Linked DNA regions of Homo sapiens: region 2 is linked to region 1. A link is an interaction called in ENCODE POLR2A ChIA-PET data of the cell type or tissue named here. Cell type or tissue: GM12878. All regions are shown on one strand. Links, peaks and the distances in the headings refer to the core of each region. The heading gives the core; the rest is flanking DNA.

The links. Peaks named below come from ENCODE experiments on the same cell type or tissue, not always from the same donor. Only the 100,000 strongest peaks of a DNase experiment are listed, where the experiment ranks them.
Region 2: POLR2A ChIA-PET joins it to region 1 with 6 read pairs; 2 of 35 experiments call an interaction of 5 or more read pairs at or near these places.

The regions. Positions count from the first base shown.
Region 1 is chr10:100,188,796-100,200,284 of GRCh38, reverse strand. CHUK (component of inhibitor of nuclear factor kappa B kinase complex) reads left to right here. Exons shown (of 21, transcript NM_001278.5): 16 at 265-314; 17 at 5,764-5,860; 18 at 6,154-6,301; 19 at 6,854-6,987; 20 at 9,317-9,416; 21 at 10,658-11,489. The coding sequence ends at 10,687. Among named protein-coding and RNA genes, the nearest start is that of ERLIN1, 8.5 kb to the right of the region's middle. In GM12878, for the core only: no CTCF peak of the experiment used is centred there; no DNase peak of the experiment used is centred there.
Region 2 is chr10:99,974,230-99,985,718 of GRCh38, reverse strand. The region is part of intron 1 of DNMBP (dynamin binding protein); the gene reads left to right. LOC124902490 (a long non-coding RNA gene) reads right to left here and starts at 3,947. Exons shown (of 2, transcript XR_007062266.1): 1 at 3,788-3,947; 2 at 1,612-2,646. RefSeq lists enhancers at 946-1,105, 1,993-2,202. In GM12878, for the core only: no CTCF peak of the experiment used is centred there; DNase peaks (open chromatin) are centred at 2,298, 2,824, 9,072 and 9,232; H3K4me3 peaks cover 2,269 bases; H3K27ac peaks cover 6,451 bases.

The DNA of each region.
Region 1 (11,489 bases), core at 2,226-10,225:
GTCATAATTTTTGTCTTTTTAAGTGTCTGTGGTGCAGAGATGTCCCCATGATAGATCAGAATAGATATGAACTATATTAAACTTTGCATTTTAAGAACTTGTATAGTTCTTATTACTCAATACAATGCTCTGTGAAATACTTGTTGGCAATATGAACTTGCTTTAAAATGGGTTCATTATTCAAATAAAATATTGTTTCAAGTTGTAGATTATTGAAGTCATTAAATTACCTTCACTTATCAGAGCGTGTTTTCTCTTTTATAGGGAACAGCGTGCCATTGATCTATATAAGCAGTTAAAACACAGACCTTCAGGTAAGACACTTCTACCACAGTGCTTGAAGGCATTTTAGGTAACTATCACTAGCCTAACAAATGTGGGGGATCTAATATTTTTAAGTTAAAAATTTTCTTAAAGCTGCAGAATAAATTCCAGTTTTGGTATTGCCATTGAGACATGGTATAATAAGCTTTAAGATTGTGAGAATTTAGGAGATGATAAAGAGAAAGTAACAGAGAACGTGAGGTAGAAAAATTTTAGAAGGGGACGTGAAAAGAAAGAATGGAAGACAGAAAAAAGGAACTCAGAGAGGAAAAAGCAGCAAGAAAATGTTTAGAAAGATGGAAAAAATAAGTGTTGCTTAAGATTAGAGAGGTTGGGCCAGTTGTGGTGGCTCATGCCTGTAATCCCAGCACTTTGGGAGGCCAAGGTGGGTGGATCACCTGAGGTCAGGAGTTCAAAACCAGCTTGGCCAACATGGTGAAACCCCATCTCTACTAAAAATAGAAAAGTTAGCTGGGCATGTTGGCATGTGCCTGTAATCCCAGCTACTTGGGAGGATGAGGCAGGAGAATCGCTTGAACCTGGGAAGAGGAGGTTGCAGTGAGCCAAGATCACACCACTGCACTCCAGCCTGGGTGACAGAGCGAGATTCTGTCTCAAAACAAAACAAAAAAATATTATAGAGGTTGGAAAGAATTTGAGGCAGTGGGTTCAGGTATGGAATGGTTAGAGGGAAGGCCTGTGCTGTTCTAGGCCAAAGCAGATTGCTTTGAAAATAATGCCTTCATCTGCACTGGTCACTGATGACTTGTTTTGTTGGCAAAATAATTCCAGTTGAACATCTGCTAAATACTGAGCAAGGTCTGCTGGAAAGAGTACTGGATGGGGAATCAGAGGCTTGAATTCTAGATTGAGTAATTTACTGACCGTTACCTCAGGCAAATCTGCGTTTCCCATTTCCTTCTTCTGCAAAATGGGGTTGAAACCTAGCTTTCCTACTCAGTGAGTATATTGTGACAGTGTATTTAAGAGGATGTTTGTGAAAATGCTTTGAAAACTATAAACTATTATGTACTTGCAAGATATTATCATTTAGTTAAAAATTTGTTTTGAAGGGTAACAGAAGAAATAAAGTCTGTGCCCTAATGTGCATTATACTTAAATGCATGTTAAAAAAAGATATACTTTTACACTTTAAAATTTGTAGACACATAGCAACACATGCAAATTAATATACATGTGAAATTGTATTTCATATACTATTTTCACATTTAAAAAATAACATTATCTCCTCTTATACTGCTTTTATTTTACTGAAATGTATTCAGTTTAGTCTGACCAGCAGTTCTCAAAATGTGGCATATGGACCTGTGAGAATCCTTGAAACTTTGTCAGAGAGTCTGTGAGGTTAGAACCATTTTCATAATAAGATGTTATTTGCATTTTTCACCATGTTGACATTTTCATTGATGGTGCAACATAAAATGGCTTTCACCTTAGTATGAATCAAGGCACTAGCGCCAAACTATGCTAGTAGCCGTTATATTTTTTACCACCATGCAGTCACAGTTTTTAAAAAATGACAGTTTCACTTACAAATGTCCTTGATAAAGCAGTAAAAATATTATTTTATTTAAATCTCAACGCTTGAGTATGGGTTTTTAATATTTTGTGTGATGAAATGGGAAGTACTCATAAAGTGTTTCTTCTATACAGTGAAGTATGATGGTTGTCTTAAGGAAAACCACTTCAGTAATTGTTTACGTTGCTAGTTGTCTGGCCTCTTTCAGGGAAGATACCATTTTTACTTGGAAGAGCAACTGTCAGGCAAACTATGATTATTCAGATTTGCATACGTGAGATAATTTCTAAGAAATTAAATGAAAATAAAAAGTATAGCACACTTATTACTTTAAGGGAAAAAAGCAGTATTTGTTGTCAATGATAAAATTCCATGTTTCAAGCAAAAAGAATTTTAGAAAACTTGTATTTACCAGCTGGAATGACAGCTTCTCAGTACTTAAAAACTTTTCTGATGAGATTAGTGGTGATATCAGAAAGGTTTGCAAAAATGTAAAACAGTGCAAGTGTTCTCACTCAAATTTTTTTGTTTTAGAAAATATCGTTTTTTGGTTTTTGTTTTTAGAGGTGGGCTCTTGCTATGTTGACCAGGCTGGCCTTGGACTCCCTGGGTTCAAGTGATCCTTCCACTTCAGGCTTCCAAGTATCTCAAGTAGCAGTAACCAGTGAAAGGAGGTGGCTCTCGTAGATATGAGTATACTGTGTAGACACATGTATGTATAGCACTTAGCATGTCTGAGGAAATGCAGTATGACTGGAGTGTAGAGTTTCAGGAGAGAGAAAACCTAAATATAGGAGAGAGAGAAAACGTAAATATAGGTTTTTTTGTTTGTTTTTAATAAAAACATGTTAATGGGCAATAGGTTTGTTATTTTTAAATGAATTAAGACACGAGTATTTTTAAATTTCTGTTTAATTCCTGAAAAACCCTTTGGGGTTCTCAAGAATTTTCTAGTGTAAAGGGGTCCTGAGACCAAAAAGTTTGAGAACTGCTTATCTAGACTATTCTCAGAAGCTTGGCTGCTCAGGAAAGAAGAGAGGTGGGTGAGTAGCTAAAAGTTGATGTAGAGTCAAGGGAGGTCACTTCTCAGAAGGAAGACTTAAACATGAGGTGCCACATGATGATGTTTTGGTTAACAACAAATTGTGTATACTATGGTAGTCCCATAAGATTATACTACTGTATTTTTACTATGTATTTTCTATGTTTACATGCACAAATACTTACCATTGTGTTACAGTTGCCTACAGTATTCAGTACAGTCACTTGCTGAACAGGTATGTAGCCTATTGTCAAAAGGCTATACCATACAGCTTAAGTGTATAGCAGGCTGTACCATCAGGGTTTGTATAAGTATTCACACAGTGACGAAAGTGCCCAATGATGCACTTCTCAGAACATATGCTCAGGGCCAAAAAAGCCTGTGGAGAGGGAGGTCCCTGAACAAGTTGAGAGATTGGCTCCAAAGAACAGTAGGAGGGATTAGCCTTGATACTATTGATATTGGAAAGAGAATGAGTGTGGATACAGATACTTTTTTGGGAGTAGAGGTTGGAAGATCAGGGTCTTACTGCCTTATGGCCTCTTATCCTGCAGTGGTAAGTGAGGTTAACTGAAATGGAAGAGGTGACGACCTCATAGATTTGAATAGAGTGCTAAAGACTTCTAAAAGCCACTGTGTGCAGTGGAAGATGTTGTTGACCCAAAACATTCATTAAGAATCCAGGCCAGGTGGCTCATACCTGTGATACTAGCGCTTTGGGAGGCTGAGACAGGAGGATCGTTTGAGGCCAACAGTTTGAGACCAGTCTGGGCAACATAGTGAGACCCTGTCTCTACAAAAAAATAAATCAATAAAATTTTTAAAAAGCTGGGTGTGGTAGTGTATGCCTGTAGTCCCAGCTACTCAGGAGGCTGAAGTAGCAGGATCGCTTGAGGCCCAGGAGGTCGAGGCTGCAGTGAGCCAAGATTACACTACTGCACTTCAGCCTGGGTTGACAGAGCAAGACTTTCTTAAAAAAAAAAAAAAAAAAAACCCAGAGCAGAAATGAAAAACCTGTGAATTAGCAGTGACAAATAGTGAACAGTAATATTAATTTTTTGTTGATAATTTAGTAGCTTGGATACAGGAACTGATAGAGCAGATGGTTGGATTAATCCAAGGTTAGGATTTTGCTGATGGAATAAGAGGATAAAAAGGTTGAAGATGTTAACAAATAGTGATTTAAGTGATAGAAGTTGTAGCTAGAGTAAAATATTAAAATCTAAGATTTCAAATAGAGCAAGTCCAATTCTTTTTCTTTAATCAATATTTCTGGGCCAGGCGTCGTGGCACATGCCTGTAATCCCAGCCACTTTGGAGGCTGAGGCAGGAGAATTGCTTGAACCAGGGAGGCAGAGGTTGCAGTGAACCAAGACTGTGCCACTGCACTCTAGCCTGGGTGACAGAGCTAGACTCCATTTCAAAAAAAAAATTCTGACTCCCAGTTTTCTGGCTAATGAATCAGATACCACAGATACACAGTGATAGCATTTGTTTAGGTTATATTTTTTAAAACTTTGAGGCAGCCCTGTCAACATACCATGAAGCTCAGAAATAAACTGCTACCCAGGTAGCTTCTTTGAGTGTCACCTTGAGTGACAAACTGTAACAAGATTGTGTCTGTCATTGGGGCCTATTATATAATCACACTTGATTTGTGGCCTCTATTGTCTTTTCTAGCTTAGAGTTGACTTGAATCTCTTGTTCATCTGAAATGGTTAAAACCAGCTTTCTTCATTATCCTGGAGAAGGCTAAAGTTCTGAGGGCTTTCACTGTCTTAAGGAGCTAGTTATATGAGAAAGCTCTTGGCTTGGTCCATGGTATTTAGGAAGGAATGCTGTTTGGAGAAGAACCTTTTTGGAGCCTTGCATTTGATTGTTGGTGAGGAGGAGACAACAGAGATGTGTGGGGAATAAAGTTGGGCTATGGGGGAAGTATTTGGAGTGATAGATAACAAAGGACACAACGTTTTTTAAACCTCCTTTGATGCTCATCATTTCCTTTTTGGTAAAATGGGGGTAACAAAAGTAGTCTTCTCACATGACTGCTGTGAGGATTAAATGGGAAAATTATAAGCAGAGAGTAGCAAATATTATTATTATTGCATTTAGGCTTAATTATTGTCCAAAGAATATACCAGCATGATGCATAAGCAACTTTCAACTCCTTTAGCCATTTTCTGAAATATAACAATTAATGATTTTTTTTTAAAATCGAGGTCACATTTTAAACTGTAGAACCCATTGTGACCAACAGCCATCCCATTTGAGGGTATCTGGCTGCTGCCAGTTGGCTTTAAGATGTCATACTGCCCTCAAATGGAACTTTCAGGATGTCTACAGGTCCCTTTACTAGTTGGTTTCAATGAGCTTTTTTCAAAGTTTTTCTGGGTTGTAAACAGACGGATAAACATGAAATTCCAAGCAACCTAGTTCAAGGGCCTCCTTCCTTTAGGTAATGAAAGTTTGATGAATTGTCCTACTGTTTCTAAATATGTGGTTAATCATCCAAGAAAAATTGTTCCCTTGGCCAGAGGCTGCATTTGTGTCTAGGGCTTGGGTTAGTATGGGTTAAAGATAGCCAAGACTATTGTTCTCAAGCACAGGCAACTAAGGTCTCTTACTGATAAATTTATATATACATTATACACCTGCAAACTTTATTTTTTATATATAACTAGATTTTATTTATAGGTAATCTTTATATCTTTTATCTTAACCCAATTTTTAATTTAAATGGAGATGTTTATTAATTAAAATTAGTTTCAGAGTTTCAGGGATTTTTGAGGAATTTTTTGTTTGGAGGCTGATATGTTACAGAAGAAAGGTTATATCCACTGACTGATGTCTTTTATAGATCACTCCTACAGTGACAGCACAGAGATGGTGAAAATCATTGTGCACACTGTGCAGAGTCAGGACCGTGTGCTCAAGGAGCTGTTTGGTCATTTGAGGTAGGAAAATTGCTTCATTTCCTACTGAAAAACCAGGATACGTTTATCTTGTTCCTCTCAAAGTACAAAAGCCCTCTTTGGTAAAGTATACTTACCCAGGAAGAATTCTGAAGGTACCTTGGGTAGCTTGGCCATAGCTATCTGCATTTATGTGTCCTTTTGTATGCATTACTTTGGAGATAAGTCATTAAATCTGATGCTGATTGTGGTTCATTTCCTCAGCTGGGTTTTGGGAATATGGTGTACAGTCTTGGGGCATGTGAAAGTGTCTGACACTGATTTAATCTCTCCAGCAAGTTGTTGGGCTGTAAGCAGAAGATTATTGATCTACTCCCTAAGGTGGAAGTGGCCCTCAGTAATATCAAAGAAGCTGACAATACTGTCATGTTCATGCAGGGAAAAAGGCAGAAAGAAATATGGCATCTCCTTAAAATTGCCTGTGTAAGTAATTATTAATGAATTATTTAATGTGACATTGAGTTGCTATTATTCCTTGCAAAGGGGATTTTTATCAGCATGAGGTGGGCCCTCTTGAAGACATGTATATTTTGCATTGGGATGACATCCATGTTCCTTGCTTGGTGTCCAGACTAGCAATTGAGATGCAGGACTTATTATCATCTCTCCTTTCCAATTTCTCTGTTGTTATACTCCTCTTAGCCCTTGACTACTGTGGTATTCCAACCTAACTTGGGGATAGATGTACCTGCCTAGATAATGAAATTGACCATCTATTCAACTGGGTTTTTTTTTTCTTTCTTCAACTAAAATGGTATAAGATGAGTGGATATATTTGGTTTTAGTCAATGAAGAAAGGGTCCAAGGACAGGTTACTAATGGTGTGTAAAGGTGGGAATAGTTTTGTACTGAAATACTCTGGTTGTGCATATAAGTAGTAACGGAAATGTAAGTCTTAGGAATATGATAAGAAATTGTGTGAATCAACAGAGATGCTTGCCTGTAATCTTTTGATGTTTTTTTCTTTTCCTTCAGACACAGAGTTCTGCCCGGTCCCTTGTAGGATCCAGTCTAGAAGGTGCAGTAACCCCTCAGACATCAGCATGGCTGCCCCCGACTTCAGCAGAACATGATCATTCTCTGTCATGTGTGGTAACTCCTCAAGATGGGTGGGTTTACTTTGTAACAATAGATAGCTGTGTTTTCATAGCAGTGGTATAGGAATGAGGCAGTAGTTGTTAAGGTAGTCTTCTGTGCCTTCAGACCAGGGTTGAGTCCTGACTATCCCTTTGTAATAATCTTAGGCAACTTACTTGACTTTTTTGATGTTCATATTTCCTCACCTGTAAAACAGGAATGTCTCATAGAACTGCTGTGGAAATTTGATTAGACAATGTATATAAAGTGCTTGGGAAATAAATGTTCAGCAAATGTTGCGTATTATTAGCTCAAATGTTGCTTATTATTAGCTAAGTCCAAGTTCTAAGTCCTTTCTTTTATTGGCTTATTACTTTCTTTTACTCAAACCTTACTCCTTCATTAACAGTTTATGAGAAATTATGCTATCATTTTGCATTTATCATTTTGGGGATCCTTGATTACCCTTCTAATAAATTTTTGAGATCTATTTTATAACTTTGTATTTCTAAGATTAGACTTTTTTCAGTGTTTTAAATCAGTTTTGCAAGAACTCAGATTCCAAGCCCTATATTTTATTAATTCCTACTCTTTTGCTAAAAGCTGAATGACTATCCATTTCTGTTATTTTCTCAGCTTAAGATGTGCCGTATCCAAAGCCAGTGGCTCTTTGCTAGCTTGTGTATTGTCGCTTTTCTCACAACTCATGGAGACCTCTACAGCACCAGCATTTCCTGGAAGCTCTGCCCATAATTAGTTTTGCAGAAGTGCAGCCATGTTACATCACTGCTCAGGAGGTCATGCAGTTGCACATTCTGTACTCTACTTTTATGAGAGAAAAGCACATGGCAGGAAGGCAAGCTGATATCAGGTATTTTATTTTTTTAAAGAAAGCAAGTTCCAGGGTATATATCTTGGGGTCATTATACATGTGGCCCAATGCAGTACACCTACAACTGTAGCACAGGCTATAATTAAATATATAGACTTTACAAAATACTCCAGTAATCAGAGTTGAAGGAAGTAAAATTTAATACTTTACTTACTTTTTTGCCTTTATTAAAGGCATTTAAGTTTTTTAGCGGATGTTAATGTTTACAAATGTCACCACAATACAGGTAATTTCCAATTTGAAGTGTAGTTGCTTGCAAAAGTATATCTGACAGACATTTTCAATGTATTTTCTAGAAGGAACACATTATATTTTGTTTTGAGACGGAGTCTCATTCTGTCGCCCAGGCTGGAGTGCAGTGGCACAGTCTTGGCTCATTGCAACCTCCGCCTCCCAGATTCAAGCAGTTCTCCTGCTTCAGCTTCCCGAGTAGCTGGGATTTCAGGTGCGTGCCACCATACCTGGCTAATTTTTGTATTTTAGTAAAGACGGAGTTTCACCATGTTGGCCAGGCTGGTCTCGAACTCCTGACCTCAAGTAATCCACCTGCCTCGGCCTCCAAAAGTGCTGGAATTACAGGCATGAGCCACCATGTCCAGCCAGAATACATTGTATAAGAAAATTGATTTCAATTATAATGTACCTGTGGTACTTAACTACCAAGGATTGGGAACTGTTTGACCATAATTTTTCCATCTGTTGGATAAGAGCTGAATCAGAATGTCATTCTAAGCTAATAGTGGCTATCATCCATGACCTAAAACGGACTCTTGTTAGGGGACTGAAGATTGGCAAAGGGAGAAGCTAGAGGCCATATAGAAGAGGAAAGCATGAAGGTAGAAACCACAATCAGGACTGCCTTCAAATATGAACTTCCAGGGATACTTCTTGGTTCTGGGTAGCTCCCCCACCACACTGTTTTCTTTTGCTGTCCTCAGGAATCAGCTTGCTTGTTTCGTTTCATTGCTATCATCTGTAGTTTCTAATGAGTTTTTCACTTTCTGTGATCTCTACAGAACAGATTTTACTTTTCTCTCTTCTCCCCTACATTTGTGTCTGTGAAGTATGCATGCTGGTGTTTTTACTACTTTTAAGGAAAGAGAAGTATTTAGAAACAAAAACGTATTTCATCTGTCTTTGCCACAAGGATTTTTTCCTCCCTAGTTACATTTTCACGGGAAAAACAAGTTGTACATAAGTGCATCTTACATTTCAGAGGAAAGTCAGACTGGAGTTATAGTGGACTTCTTATCATTAGTTAGGTAGAGGTAGAGGCAGCAGCCTGGTCTTAACAGGACTCTGCCTCTGTAGGGAGGGATGAGGAAACTAAAGACTACAGGAGTCAACTGCACTGGGGTACTGGGTTACAGGAAGGCTAGTGATCTTGCTAACCTAGAAGACTAGAAAGTAGAGGAAATTCATATGCCCTTTTCCTGAGTTTGAAAAGGCTTTGTTCTTTCATCTCACAGGGAGACTTCAGCACAAATGATAGAAGAAAATTTGAACTGCCTTGGCCATTTAAGCACTATTATTCATGAGGCAAATGAGGAACAGGGCAATAGTATGATGGTAAGTTTTGTGTGGATATGGGTGCCTGCTTTGGCTATGTTGGGTGCAAAAGGTTTAACTTTCCATGCTAGCCTTATCTGGCATTTGGGATGCATATGGGAAATAGAAGAACTCAAGAGGAAAGAGCATTTGGGGAATATCCTCAACCTTAAATCCTTATCTGCCGTTACTCAGGGATATACTAGGATTATGTCATCAATTATCTTCAATAATAGCATTTTTGGTCAAATTAAATGAGTGGTAAGCTTCTTCACAATGTGACCATTGAAATTGAATGGTTTGTTCTGTACCTTTTTGCTTCAGCAATCAATTTTCTCCATTAAGATGGGACTTGTACTTTAATTCAGATATGGTACCTCCCGAATAGAAAATAAATTATGTTAATATAGTTGTAATAATAAGTGTGTGTTAAGATTTGGTTACTATAAACTACTGATTTGTTAAAACTTGAGGAAATTACCATAAAATGTCTACTGAATCAATTTTTCCTGCATTTAGTCTTAATGTCAATTCTGTACATTTCCTCTTTCATTAAGAAAAATAGCAGTGGCCAGGCATGGTGGCTCACGCCTGTAATCCTAGCACTTTGGGAGGCCAAGGCAGGTGGATTGCTTGAGCCCAGGAGTTTGAGACTAGCCTGGCCAACATGGGAAACCCTGTCTTTATAAAAAATATAAAAATTGGCCAGGTGTGGTGGCACACACCTGTGGTCCCAGCTACTTGGGAGGCTGAGGCAGGAAGATCGCTTGAGTTCAAGAGTTTCAGGCTGCAGTGAGCCGTAATCCTGCCATTGCACTCCAGCCTGTGACAGAGTGAGACTTTGTCTCGGGGAAAAAAAAAAAAAAAAAGGATAATGGTGGCCAGCCATATGACATGTACCTGTAGTCCGAGTTACTAGGGAGGCTGAGGCAGAAGGATTGCATGAGCCCAGGAGTTCAAGGCTGCAGTGCATTATGATTGGACTTGTGAATAGCCACTGTACTCCAGCTTGGCAACATAGCAAGATCCTGCTCTCTTAAGAAAAAAAAAAAAAAGAAAAGAAAAGGAAAGAATAATTGTTTACTTCAAATATTTATGAAAAAAACTCTGAAATTTTTTTAAATCAGGAAATAAGGTAAATGAAATGATTTTTCAACTTTTGATTATGAAATGTCCAAACAGAAAACTTGCAAAAATGAACACCCATATACTTATAACTTATAGTCAACATCTAATTGTAACTTTTTCATGCCTGGTTTTAGAATCTTGATTGGAGTTGGTTAACAGAATGAGTTGTCACTTGTTCACTGTCCCCAAACCTATGGAAGTTGTTGCTATACATGTTGGAAATGTGTTTTTCCCCCATGAAACCATTCTTCAGACATCAGTCAATGGAAGAAATGGCTATGAACAGAAACTACATTTCTACTATGATCAGAAGAACATGATTTTACAAGTATAACAGTTTTGAGTAATTCAAGCCTCTAAACAGACAGGAATTTAGAAAAAGTCAATGTACTTGTTTGAATATTTGTTTTAATACCACAGCTATTTAGAAGCATCATCACGACACATTTGCCTTCAGTCTTGGTAAAACATTACTTATTTAACTGATTAAAAATACCTTCTATGTATTAGTGTCAACTTTTAACTTTTGGGCGTAAGACCAAATGTAGTTTTGTATACAGAGAAGAAAACCTCAAGTAATAGGCATTTTAAGTAAAAGTCTACCTGTGTTTTTTTCTAAAAAGGCTGCTCACAAGTTCTATTTCTTGAAGAATAAATTCTACCTCCTTGTGTTGCACTGAACAGGTTCTCTTCCTGGCATCATAAGGAGTTGGTGTAATCATTTTAAATTCCACTGAAAATTTAACAGTATCCCCTTCTCATCGAAGGGATTGTGTATCTGTGCTTCTAATATTAGTTGGCTTTCATAAATCATGTTGTTGTGTGTATATGTATTTAAGATGTACATTTAATAATATCAAAGAGAAGATGCCTGTTAATTTATAATGTATTTGAAAATTACATGTTTTTTCATTTGTAAAAATGAGTCATTTGTTTAAACAATCTTTCATGTCTTGTCATACAAAT
Region 2 (11,489 bases), core at 1,731-9,730, 210 kb after region 1:
AGCTCTTGTATTGTCAAGGACAAGAGAAATGTGCAGTTGCTTTTAAGGTTAGATATTCCTTCTCATTGCTGGGACTTGAGATTTTTTAAATGGATTCTCATTCCCAAAAGGTAATGTTAACTGGAGAGTTCAGTTCCAAGACATAAGGATGCTCGTGGAAGCATATTCTTTTGAAGGAACCTCCACCTGACAGCCCCTACAAAAAGGGAACCCCTTTCCCAGCTCTTCCCAGGTAGGTACTCTCCCCTGGGTGGCTGAGCGAGACCCTGACTCAAAAAAAGAAGGACACTGAGTTCTTTTGACACCATCTAAAGAATCAGCCATTCATTGGGTTTGCCGTGTTGTGGCATATTCTCTGGTTCATCTTGAAATTATATATACATTTTATTTTCAAGTATAGTGGCTGTAGTTTCTATAAAAGGCAAGCAGTACTGCAGTTTTTGTTGTTGTTTGTGTAAAGCTGCTCGTCCCTGGTTTTCCATGGTGCTCAAATGTTGGTACTCCTTAAAATGATCTAAAATCACCTACCCTGCTAATGATCTTAGCTATTTTTAACTCCAATTGGACAGTTTGTTTCCTCCCAATTTTTCTTCCTCAGAATCTTCAGTTTTCTAAATTCTTTTCCTGATTTTTCTTCCAAAATATCAAGAATATTTTATACCTTAAAATAGGTTGAGGCCAGGCACAGTGGCTCATGCTTGTAATCCCAGCACTTTTGAGAAGCTGAGGCTGGAGGATTGCTTGAACTCACGAGTTCAAGACCAGCCTGGGCAACATGATGAAATCCTGTCTGTACACAAAAAAGGGAAAAATTTGTAAATTCATTATCTGGGTGTGGGGGCACATGCCTGTAGTTCCAACTACTTGTGAGGCTAAGGTGGGAGAATCACTTTAGCCTGGGAGGTCAAGGCTGCAGTGAGCCGTGATCATCACTGCACTCTAGCCTGGGCAACAGAGTGAGACCCTGTGTCAAAAAAAATAGGTTGAAAGGTAGAGAAATTCCTCATGTCTTTTTAAATCTTCTGTAGCAGAAACACAAGTTTGTGCTTGAAACAGATAAGAAAAAGAAACAAGATGCCTGCCTTGCAGATCTCACTAACATTTGTCCTCACAACTTGGAACACTGGGTTAATAAATTTTCTTAGTGTCTTCTGGAAACTGTCTTAAAAACTGCGTGTTTTTACACGTTTATTGTGTTCTTTGTTATCTATAGCCACACCCTAAAGTTTCACTTTATAGTTTCACTTAATCTGCACGTCTGTAACTGCTGTCATGTGTATTACATCTGCAACATAGTGGAGCTGTTAATTTTAATATGTTGCTCAGCTACTTAGCTCTGACATGTCCAGTTTATTTAGTTATGAGTCAGTGGTTCTTAAATTTCCACCCATAATTGAGATTCATGCATTATTTAAGAAATGTGAGTCTGAGAGGATACTTAGGAACTCCTAGGTTAACCCATTTGAAAATATTTCTTGAATGTAAATTTCCTCAAACTTTGTAGGTCCTGAAATATTAATCTTGGGACCTCCCTCCACCAGTGCAGTTTCATTAAAAAGACAAAACTGATGTGGAGATATAGAAGTAATTTTTTAAAAAAAGAGCTAAAAATGGAAGGAAAACAGCAGTTTAATATGGGTGGCGTAGACGCTGTAAATTAGTTAAAACTACTGTACTGTGAGAGTCAATCCTGAAGCTTTCTTATTTTAAATTCTGTCTTTCGTAAAACAAAAAAAATTTATAGAAGTGTTCGGGTGGTTTAGATAAGGGTTGCTCAGTTTAAATCCTGAGAAGGACTGAGGCGGCCTTCCACGATTGGTGGAAACTCTGACATGTATCCTGTTCCATCTGGAGTTGTTGCCTTCCAACTTGGGCCAAGTTTGAAATCAGCAAAGTGTTGCAATATAAGTAGTTTCAGACGGTATAGGACAGCAGATTCCTTTACTTTCCTACCCTAGTTTCTCTGGTCAGCTCACCTAAGCCAGCGCAGGGTTTTCATTTGTTCTTCCAGTTCGACATTCTGTACCCTGTGGAACCAGAGTCCGTGTGGTGAGTCAGTGCTGCGGTCCTGGGGGCACGCAGGGTAGGAGGCCGCTGTTGAAGAGCAGATGGCCCAGGCCGTGCTTCTCAGCCATGTGGGGATGCTGCGGCCAAGAGGGGTCCTGCTTTTCCCTCATCTGTTGCTAGTTATCTGAAGAATCTCTGAGGAACCTGGCTGTGACTGCTGACCTTCTGTCCAGAGTGAACTCCAGCGACATAAACCATAGGAGGAAGTGCTGTTTTCCTAGCTTCTCTCATTTCCTTCCTTCCTGAAGCAGATTTAGACTTCATTTTCTGACACCTCTCGTCCTTTCATGCGAAGGGAAAAAATTACTCATTTAGCCTTCGTGTTGTCTTGTATGAGCTCTTGTATTGTCAAGGACAAGAGAAATGTGCAGTTGCTTTTAAGGTTAGATATTCCTTCTCATTGCTGGGACCTGAGATTTTTTAAATGGATTCTCGTTCCCAAAAGGTAATGTTTTCTGGAAAGCAGTTCCAAAACATAAGGATGCTCATGGAAGCATATTCTTTTGAAGGAACCTCCGCTGGACTGCCCCTACAGAAAGGGAATCTCTTTCCCAGCTCTTCCCAGGTAGGCAGTCTCTCCTGGTAGAGTAAGCAAGAAAGGAGAGACAGCTGTTTTTTGTCTTTCAGTTAAGGAAACCCCTTCAGAAGTTTTGTTCTGGGACCCCAGAATTTGAATTTTTTTTTTTTTGGCAGGGTCTCGCTCTGTTGCACAGGCTGGAGTGCAGTAGTGCGATCAGCTTGCTGCAACCTCCACTTCCCAGGTTCAAGCAATGCCACCTCAGAGCTGCTCCCCCATACCCCCGCCCTGAGTAGCTGGAACCACAGGTGTTCACCACCACGTCCAGCTAATTTTTATATTTTTGTAGAGACAGGGTTTTGCCATGTTGCCCAGTCTGGACTCGAACTCCTGGGCCCAAGGGATCTGCCTGTCTTGGCCTCCCAAAGTGCTGGGATTACAGGCGTGAGCCACCGTGCCCAGCCTCACCAGTGCTTTTTGAAAGAATATACTGACTAATTTAGGGGAGTACAGGGAACCCAGGCATTAATATTTTTCTAAATTTTTTTTAAACCTTCAAAATGTATGTCTCCAGTGCTTACCTCTCACCTGGATTTAGAATGGTGGATTTAGGGAACTATTTTTATAGTTTTCCATATACTTTGCTCAATTCTTTATTTTATTTTATTATTTATTTATTTATTTATTTTTTGAGACAGGGTCTCGCTCTGTTGCCCAGGCTGGATTGCAGTAGCACGATCTAGGCTCACTGCAGCCTCCACTTCCTGGGCTCAAGTTATCCTCCCACCTCAGCCTCCCCAGTAGCTGGGACTACAGGCGTGCACTACCACGCCCAGCTAATTTTTGTGTTTTTATAGAGACAGGATTTCACCATGTTGCCCAGGCTGGTCTCGAGCTCCTGGGCTCAAGCAATCCACCCTCCTCTGCCTCCCAAAGTGCTGGGATTATAGGTGTGAGCCACTGCGCCTAGCCATCCCCATTCTTTTCATGTGTTGTTCTCATAAATCCAAGTCATCCTTTTGGGCGTGTATCACTCAGGGGCCCAGCAGAAAACAGAAGGCACACTCAAATTGGGTAATTGGAAGAGGTCCAACTTAAAGCAGAATGGAGAAGTTTAGGGAAAATAACAAAGGATTGTACCATATGTCACGGCTAGCTGGAGAGCCACCCTGCTCCTGAAGAGGTGGGGGATGGAATGGTTACCTGATGCAAGAGAAAGCTGTTTTGAGGAGGTCTTCATATGGTAGCTGTGGTGTTTAATAGAGCAACGCAGCCAACTCACAACCCAGCAGGGAGAGAGCCAGGGGAGTAAATATCACAATCTCACTGTCCCTCTGCCTTCAGACCTCCTGCCAGTGCCATCCATTGGCTGAACCCAACTGAAAGCCAGAGATGGGGGAGGCCTTGTTCAGTTCTGGTGGGCCAGCCTCCGGGAACACAGGGTAGGCTGGGGCAGACCTGAAAGGGCAGATTTTCGGTATCCTCAATCTGTGCCAAGTTCAGACTTTGATTCCAAAGGCCACATTAGAAATTACTTATTAAACTGTTTGATATCGGTGTCTATCAGGGTAAAAGTTTATAGTTTGTGATCTCAGGAGATTTTTTAATGAAGTATGTCCAGACTTGAAGATATGTTGCTTAATAAAAATTACTGGCCAGGCACAGTGGCTCATACCTGTAATCCCAGCTCTTTGAGAGGCCAAGGCGGGCAGATCACTTGAGGCCAGGAGTTTGAGACAAGCCTGGCCAACAAGGTGAAACCCCATCTCTACTAGAAATACAAAAATTAGCTGGGTGTGGTGGTGCATACCTGTAATCCCAGCTACTCAGGAGGCTGAGGCACGAGAGTTACTTGAGCCCAGGAGGTGAAGGTTGCAGTGAGCTGAGATTGAGCCACTGCACTCCAGTCTGGGCAACAGAGCTAGACTCCGTCTCAAAAAATAAAATAAACATTACTGAGTCCTCCAGGCCTTCTTTCACATTCACGTTTTATGACATACCTTAAAATTTTTTTTTATTGTGGTAAGTGTACATAACATAAAATTTACCATTTTAACCATTTTTAAGTTTACAGTTTTGTGGCATTAAGTAATTCACATTGCTTTTCAACCATTACTACCATTCATCTCCAGAACTTTTTTTATCTTCCTAAACTGAAATGCTGTACCCATTACATACTAACTCCCTATCTCCTCTTCTCGCCCCTACCCCCTGGCAACCACCATTCAGCTTTTAATCTCTTATGAATTTGACCCCTCTGTGTACCTCATTCATGCAGTATTTGTCCTTTTGTGTCTGGCAGATTTCACTTAGCTTAATATCTTTTTTTTTAAGACAGGGTCTCACTCTGTGGCTCAGGCTGGAATGAGTGGCACAAACACTGTTCATGGCAGCCTCAATCTCCTGGGCTCAAGCAACCCTCCCACCTCAGCTTCCTGAATAGCTGAGACTATAGGCACCTGCCACTGCGCCCAGCTATTTTTTTTTTTTTAATTCTAATTTTTTGTAGAGTTGGGTTCTCACTATGTTGCCCTTCTGGGCTCAAGTGATCCTCTCCTCTTGGTCTCCCAGAGTGCTAAGATTACAGGCATTAGCCACTGAGGCCAGCCTTAGCTTAATGTCTTCAAGGTTCATCTGTGTTGTAGCACTTTACAGTGATACATATTGTAACTTTTTTTTTTTTTTTTTGAGACGGAGTCTTACTCTGTTGCCCAGGCTGGAGTGCAGTGGCCCAATCTTGGCTCACTGCAACCTCTGCCTTCTGGGTTCAAACGATTCTCCTGCCTCAGCCTCTTGAGTAGCTGGGATTGTAGGCATGCATCACCACACTTGGCTAATTTTTTTGTATTTTTAGTAGAGATAGGGTTTCGCCACGTTGGCCAGGCTTGTCTTGAACTCCTGACCTCGGATGATCCGCCTGCCTCAGCCTCCCAAAGTGCTGAGATTACAGGCCTGAGCCACCGCACCCAGCTCTACATTGTAAATTTTATTTCTGAATATGTTTTCTCTGATACATTTACTCTCATGGCTTTTAACTTTTACATGTCCAGTCCAATGTCTCACAAATCTGCAAGATGGTTGATATAAGAGCAAGGGCTGCAGGACTTAAGACATGGCAAATGAGTGGACCTGAGCAGGAGAGGTGGCATCATTTGGGGGAAGTACTCCAGGTGTGGAAAGTGTTTAAATATGTGGGACTGACCATGGAGGAAATAAACAGCAGTAAACCAAAAAACAAGTTCTGAGCGGACAGTGCCTTATGGGAGCTGAGACATTTCGTTTGGATGGGACTGCCCTGAATATTATTTATGAATGACAAGTGGAGTGGGACAAGGTTACACAAATCTGAAGTGGGGCCTGAAAACGGCGTGCTGTGGCCAGACAAGTTTAGAAATGCCAGATTGAAAAGGATTCTTGCCAAATTGTTTCAGTCTTTAATATGCTAATTTTAAAATGCTCCTCTAAGAAGGAAATATGGTTTATAGCCTTCCTGGAGTTTATCATGATCATGGAGCTCTTGTGTCTTGGAGCACAAAGATTAGCGTCCTCAGAACATGTTTTGGGAATTGGTGGGGACTAAACTAAGCTTCTTGGGTGCAGGGACTATAACTTATCTCCCACACAACACCAGGAAGGTTCCTGGACACATCATTGGAGCAAAGCTGGATTAATAGGTAACTGCCAAAGGCTTTAGTCCATAGAAAGTATTAAAATATCCTTGAGGCACAAAAAAAGTCACTGCAGATTTGAGTCCTTCCCCGACCCCCACATTGAATGGGTAAGACTGAGTGAGTGTCTCCTTTTGAGATTAGTGCTCGGGCTTTATTTTTTTCCCAGTTGGGTAGATACTTGGTGATAGGAGTTGAATTGCTTAGGACAATAGAGGAGACTCTAAACGCTACTGTCCGCCACCAACAGGATTAGAGAATAAATACCTAGAATGTTGGGTGAAGGGTCATCAAATGATTAGCTTACCCAGTCAAGCCAGATTTTTAGTTTGCATAGGGCTTTGGTTGATGCCATTTGGCTTGATAAATATTCATTGAATGTATGAATTATAGAAAATAGGAGGACCTGTAAATTCTCATCCAACTGTGTTATATATATAAATTGACATTTTAGAAAGATTAATCAGATTTACTGCCATTTTAGTGGGGAAAACAGAACTGCAATTCTGTTAAAATCCAGAATTTGTAATTCCTTGGCCAGTAGGGAGAGGAAAAAGGTACTTTAAAAAAACAAAAATAAAAAAAAACTGCTGGCCAGGCGTGGTGGCTCACGCCTGTAATCCCAGCAATTTGGGAGGCCGAGGAGGGCAGAGCACCTGAGTTGAGGAGTTCAAGACCACCAGCCTGGGCAACATGGCAAAACCTCACCTCTGTAAATAAATTAGCCAGGTGTGGTGGTACACACCTGTGATCGCAGATATTCAGGAGGCTGAGGTGGGATGATCACCTGAGTCTGGGAGGCAGAGGTTAGAGTAAGCCAAGATCACGCCACTGCACTGTAGCCTAGGTGACAGAGACCCTGTCTCAAAAAAGAAAACAACAACAACAAAAACCGTAAACAAATATTGGACTCTAGTTAAGATATATATGTCAGAGTTTGGTGGGAAATGTTTATGATTTATTTTGAAGTGCATCAAAATAAAAAATATATATATTTGAAATGCATCCAAAAAATAACACAAATTGATAAACGAATAAAGGGATAGATAATATGTGATAAAGTAACTGCAGTAAGATGTTAATGCTAGAATCTAGGTGGTGGGTGTAAAATTCTTTCAACCTCACTGTTTGAAAATTTTCATAGTTAAATGTTGGAGAAACAGAAAAATGGAAGTCTAGAGGATGTTGAAGGAAGAACCAATGAAGTTTAAGAAAAGTGATGTTTGCCATAAAAAGAACGTGGGCATGGGAATCAAACAGGCCTGAATTCGGGTTCTGGTTTAGCTATTTGTCAGCTAAAGAGATTGAGTAAATTGCTCAGTGGTGGTGCTGGGATTGGAATGCAGGCACCCTGGCTTTGGAGACTTGCTGTCTACCTTGCGGAGTCGTGAGGATTTAAGCTCCTAGATCAGTGTCTGACACTTGGTAGATAATCATACAATAGCTGTTGTTCTTAGTGTACCGTCTGCCATAGAGGATGAAGAAGTCCAAGACATTAATGCTTGACCTGGAAGATTTCTATGACATTGCTATGGCACTGTTGCCAGTGCCATACATAGATAGACAAGCTGGAAGGTAAAACTATTTTTGGGGAAGAGATGGTTAATTTAGTTTTAGGTAAGTAAAACTTGAGATTTTGATATGAATAGTTTCATATATTGTGACAGGTTGGATTATTGGAAAAAAATTTTTAAAAGATAAGAATAAAAAAAGAGTTTCATATATTTTCCCAAACTTCAACAAATCGTTTGTTCATCAAAAATCTGAAAATATTTTATGTGCCAGGCACTGCTGTAGACCAGTGAATGAAATAAATCTCTTCCTTCACAGAGTTTACATTCTAAAAGGGTTTGAAGAATTTTCTTTCCAAATATATCTATATTTCAAATGCAGAATGACTCCCTAAAGGTGGAAAGATAGGCGTTCACCAGCAAGGGAAGAAGATGGTGTTTTCATAGCAAATTTTTCTGCTGTCCCTGAAATCATGCCATATAAGCAGTAATTTCCTCGGTGTTCTCTCAAGCCCATCTGTGTTCTGATTTCCTCTGCAGTTCTTTTTACTTCTATCTGGAGTTGGTGGAACAGCTTATAGAAGCCATTTATGATTGTTTCAAAATATATGCTCAGGCTTCTAAAATGGCCCTGGCATGAATAAGAGTAGCTGCTTTTCATAGGGTATACAGGGCAGAGAAGACAGATGAGATTCGTCATATTATACATACTTTTGGGTCTCACACATGAATCATGTAATTTAGCGAGGCCGTGACTTCAGTACCCTTCTAGGGTGTGTGCTCCTCAGTGATTATGCACTCATTCCAATGGAGTAGGAGGTCAGTCAGTAAAAGTATTTATTGAGCCAGATTCTCCTCTGCTTCTGAGTCATTTTCTGGTAGAGTGAAAAGGTTCTCTGGGAGAAGCTTTAACTCTTTCAGATTACAAGCATTACTCCCTTTGTGTAATGGGGTAGTTCTCTAAGTAATTATATGGGGTTTATGCTAATTCTTTACTTGATATTTTAGATAATTAGATATATCTAGTCTGATAGATGAAATCTGAGAAAATGTAGTATAAGAAGAAAAATAGTATCTAATTTGGCCGAAGGTTAAGGAATAGTTTTAATAACATAAACATCTAGATGGCTAAGAAGTTTGCAGGACATTATGTGTGGTGTTTTTTTTTTTAAGAAAATACTTAGGACACCACCCTTATGTGGAAATCTGACATCTGGCAACTTCAGTCCTCTGGAAGACAGCCAGAAAGTAAGAAAGGGGCCTCAGTGCACATGAAAATAACTGTTGAAAAACTCTACCACGAACATGTGTCCTTTCCCACCACAGTAGAGTTTGTTAGCCTCGCATTTAGAGCTTGTTTACTTTTATTTATCTAGGAACTTTACATAATTTTGGTAGTATGCGTGTGGTCTCCCCTCCATAGCAGATCATAAACAGCAATATAGCAAGGGCGTGGAAAAGTTGACAGAGGAGAGCAGAGGGTAGGCTGACGTTGAAAGAGAAAGGCCTAAAAGATAGACAGTGCTGGTATTGTGTATCACAGCTTAATACAGTAATGTGTAGTCTTAATAATGAACTTGGACCCATCAGCCAAAGAGTAAGTCATGTTCAAGGTCTTCTAATAAAGAAGTCAGGGAAGTCTGGAGTGTGTCTATTTTTAAACAATCAAAGTTAACCAGGTTTTGACATGTTGAAATGGTAAGCTCCGTAGAGTTTATATGTTTGAAATAGCACATTCTCTGATGATGCTATATCAGTGACACAAATTTGAGCTTGCAGTTGATTATGGAAATGATGCTTTGTAATAATGACTAATGTTTATTGAGCAGCTACTATACCAGCCCTGACCTAGGTGCTTTCACACTGTTAGCATACTGGTTAAGGCTTTGGAGACAGACAGATTTGGGTTCCCATTACACCTCTGACTTACTATGTGACCTTGGACAGCTATCATCTCTCTGATCCCGTGTCCCCACCTGCCAAATGGGAACCAATAACATATGATAGGGTCCTTGCGAGGACTCAGGGAAGTACATGGTAAATGCATGTACCTAGGAAGTACTCAATGAATGTTAGGCACTGTTATAACTATAATAGTCTTGATGGTTATTATGAAAGTATGATTATCTCCATTTTTCTGGATGAGGAAACTGAAGCCCAGAGAGTTTAAGTAAGATGTCCAAGGTGAAATCGCTAATAAATAGTGGAGCTGGCCTGTGGACCTGGGTCTCTCTGACTACAGAAGCCTAGTGCTTTACATTCATATATGCTGCCTCTGCAGCATGTAATTATAATTAGATTTTTTTTGGTAATACTTAGAGAAAATGTGTTAGTAGCATCTGTGGGAAATACCCACTTACCACTTCTCTTTTCCACTGTGGACTCAAGTCGTCTTATTATAGACAAAAAGTCTATAATAAGTAACACAAAGATAACCTACTTTTGCTTGACAGTACAAATTAAATAGGTAATGTTTGTGTAGCATGATTTATTAACATCTTCTAGGTACTCCATATTAATATACTAAATGATTTATTATATGCCTAATATGTTTATCCACATCAGTGTTTTCTTGGATATAATTTTTTTTTTTTTTGAGACATAGTTTTGCTCTTGTTGCCCAGGCTGGAGTGCAATGGTGCGATTTTGGCTCACTGCAACTCCGCCTCCTGGGTTGAAGTGATTCTCCTGCCTCAGCCTCCTGAGTAGCTGGGATTACAGGCATGCACCACCACGCCTGGCTAATTTTGTAATTTTAATAGAGACGGGGTTTCTCCATGTTGGTCAGGCTGGTCTCGAGCTCCCTGACCTCAGGTGATCCACCCGCCTCAGCCTCCCAAAGTGCTGGGATTACAGGCATGAGCCACCGTGCCTGGCTGGATTATAAATTAACAGAGGTCAGGTATGGTGGCTTCTCCCTGTAACCCCCTGGCACTTTGGGAGGCCAAGGTGGGTGGCCCAGGAGTTTGAGACCAGCCTGGGCAACATAGTAAAACCCTGTCTCTACAAAAAGGTACAAAAAAAATTAGCTGGGCATGGTTATGCATACCTGTAGCCATATGTACCCAGGAGGCTGAGGTGGGAAGATTGCTTGAGCCCTGGATATCGAGGCTACGGTGAGCCACTGCTCTCCAGCCTGGGCCTCAGAATAGGACCCTGTCTCATAAATAAATAAAATTAACAGAGCTACCACTACCTTTTCTTTTTTTGTAATTAGGCACTTCATGCTTTTTGATGTGATGATGGTTGTATGTGAGATGGAAGGTAGAGTCCTCATTCATCTCTACCAAGACCAAATAAGTACTTGAGATGGTTGAAAATAGACTTGTACTTGGGAGGCTGAGGCAGGAGGATCACTTGAGCCCAGGAGTTCAAGGCTGCAGTGAGCTATTTTTGCACTCCAGCCTGGGCAACAGAGCAAGACCCCATCTCTAAAAAGAAAAGAAAAGAAAAACAGATTTCAGGCCTGGATACTCTGGTGATCTTCAGCTGCTCCTTTAAGAGACCTAGGGAGAAATGTAGCTGTCATCAAGGCTGATTGTCTACAGAGGGATGGATGTCCACTACTTATGTCCTCTCTTTCTGCTGCTTCAATACATACGTAGGTTCCCCAGCCACATGCATCAAGGTAATGGACACATCGTCTTATTACAGCACAGACACCGTAACAGTACAAGGATACTCCCCGGGGTTGGGCCACTGACTTCTGTGAACCAAAAACATATA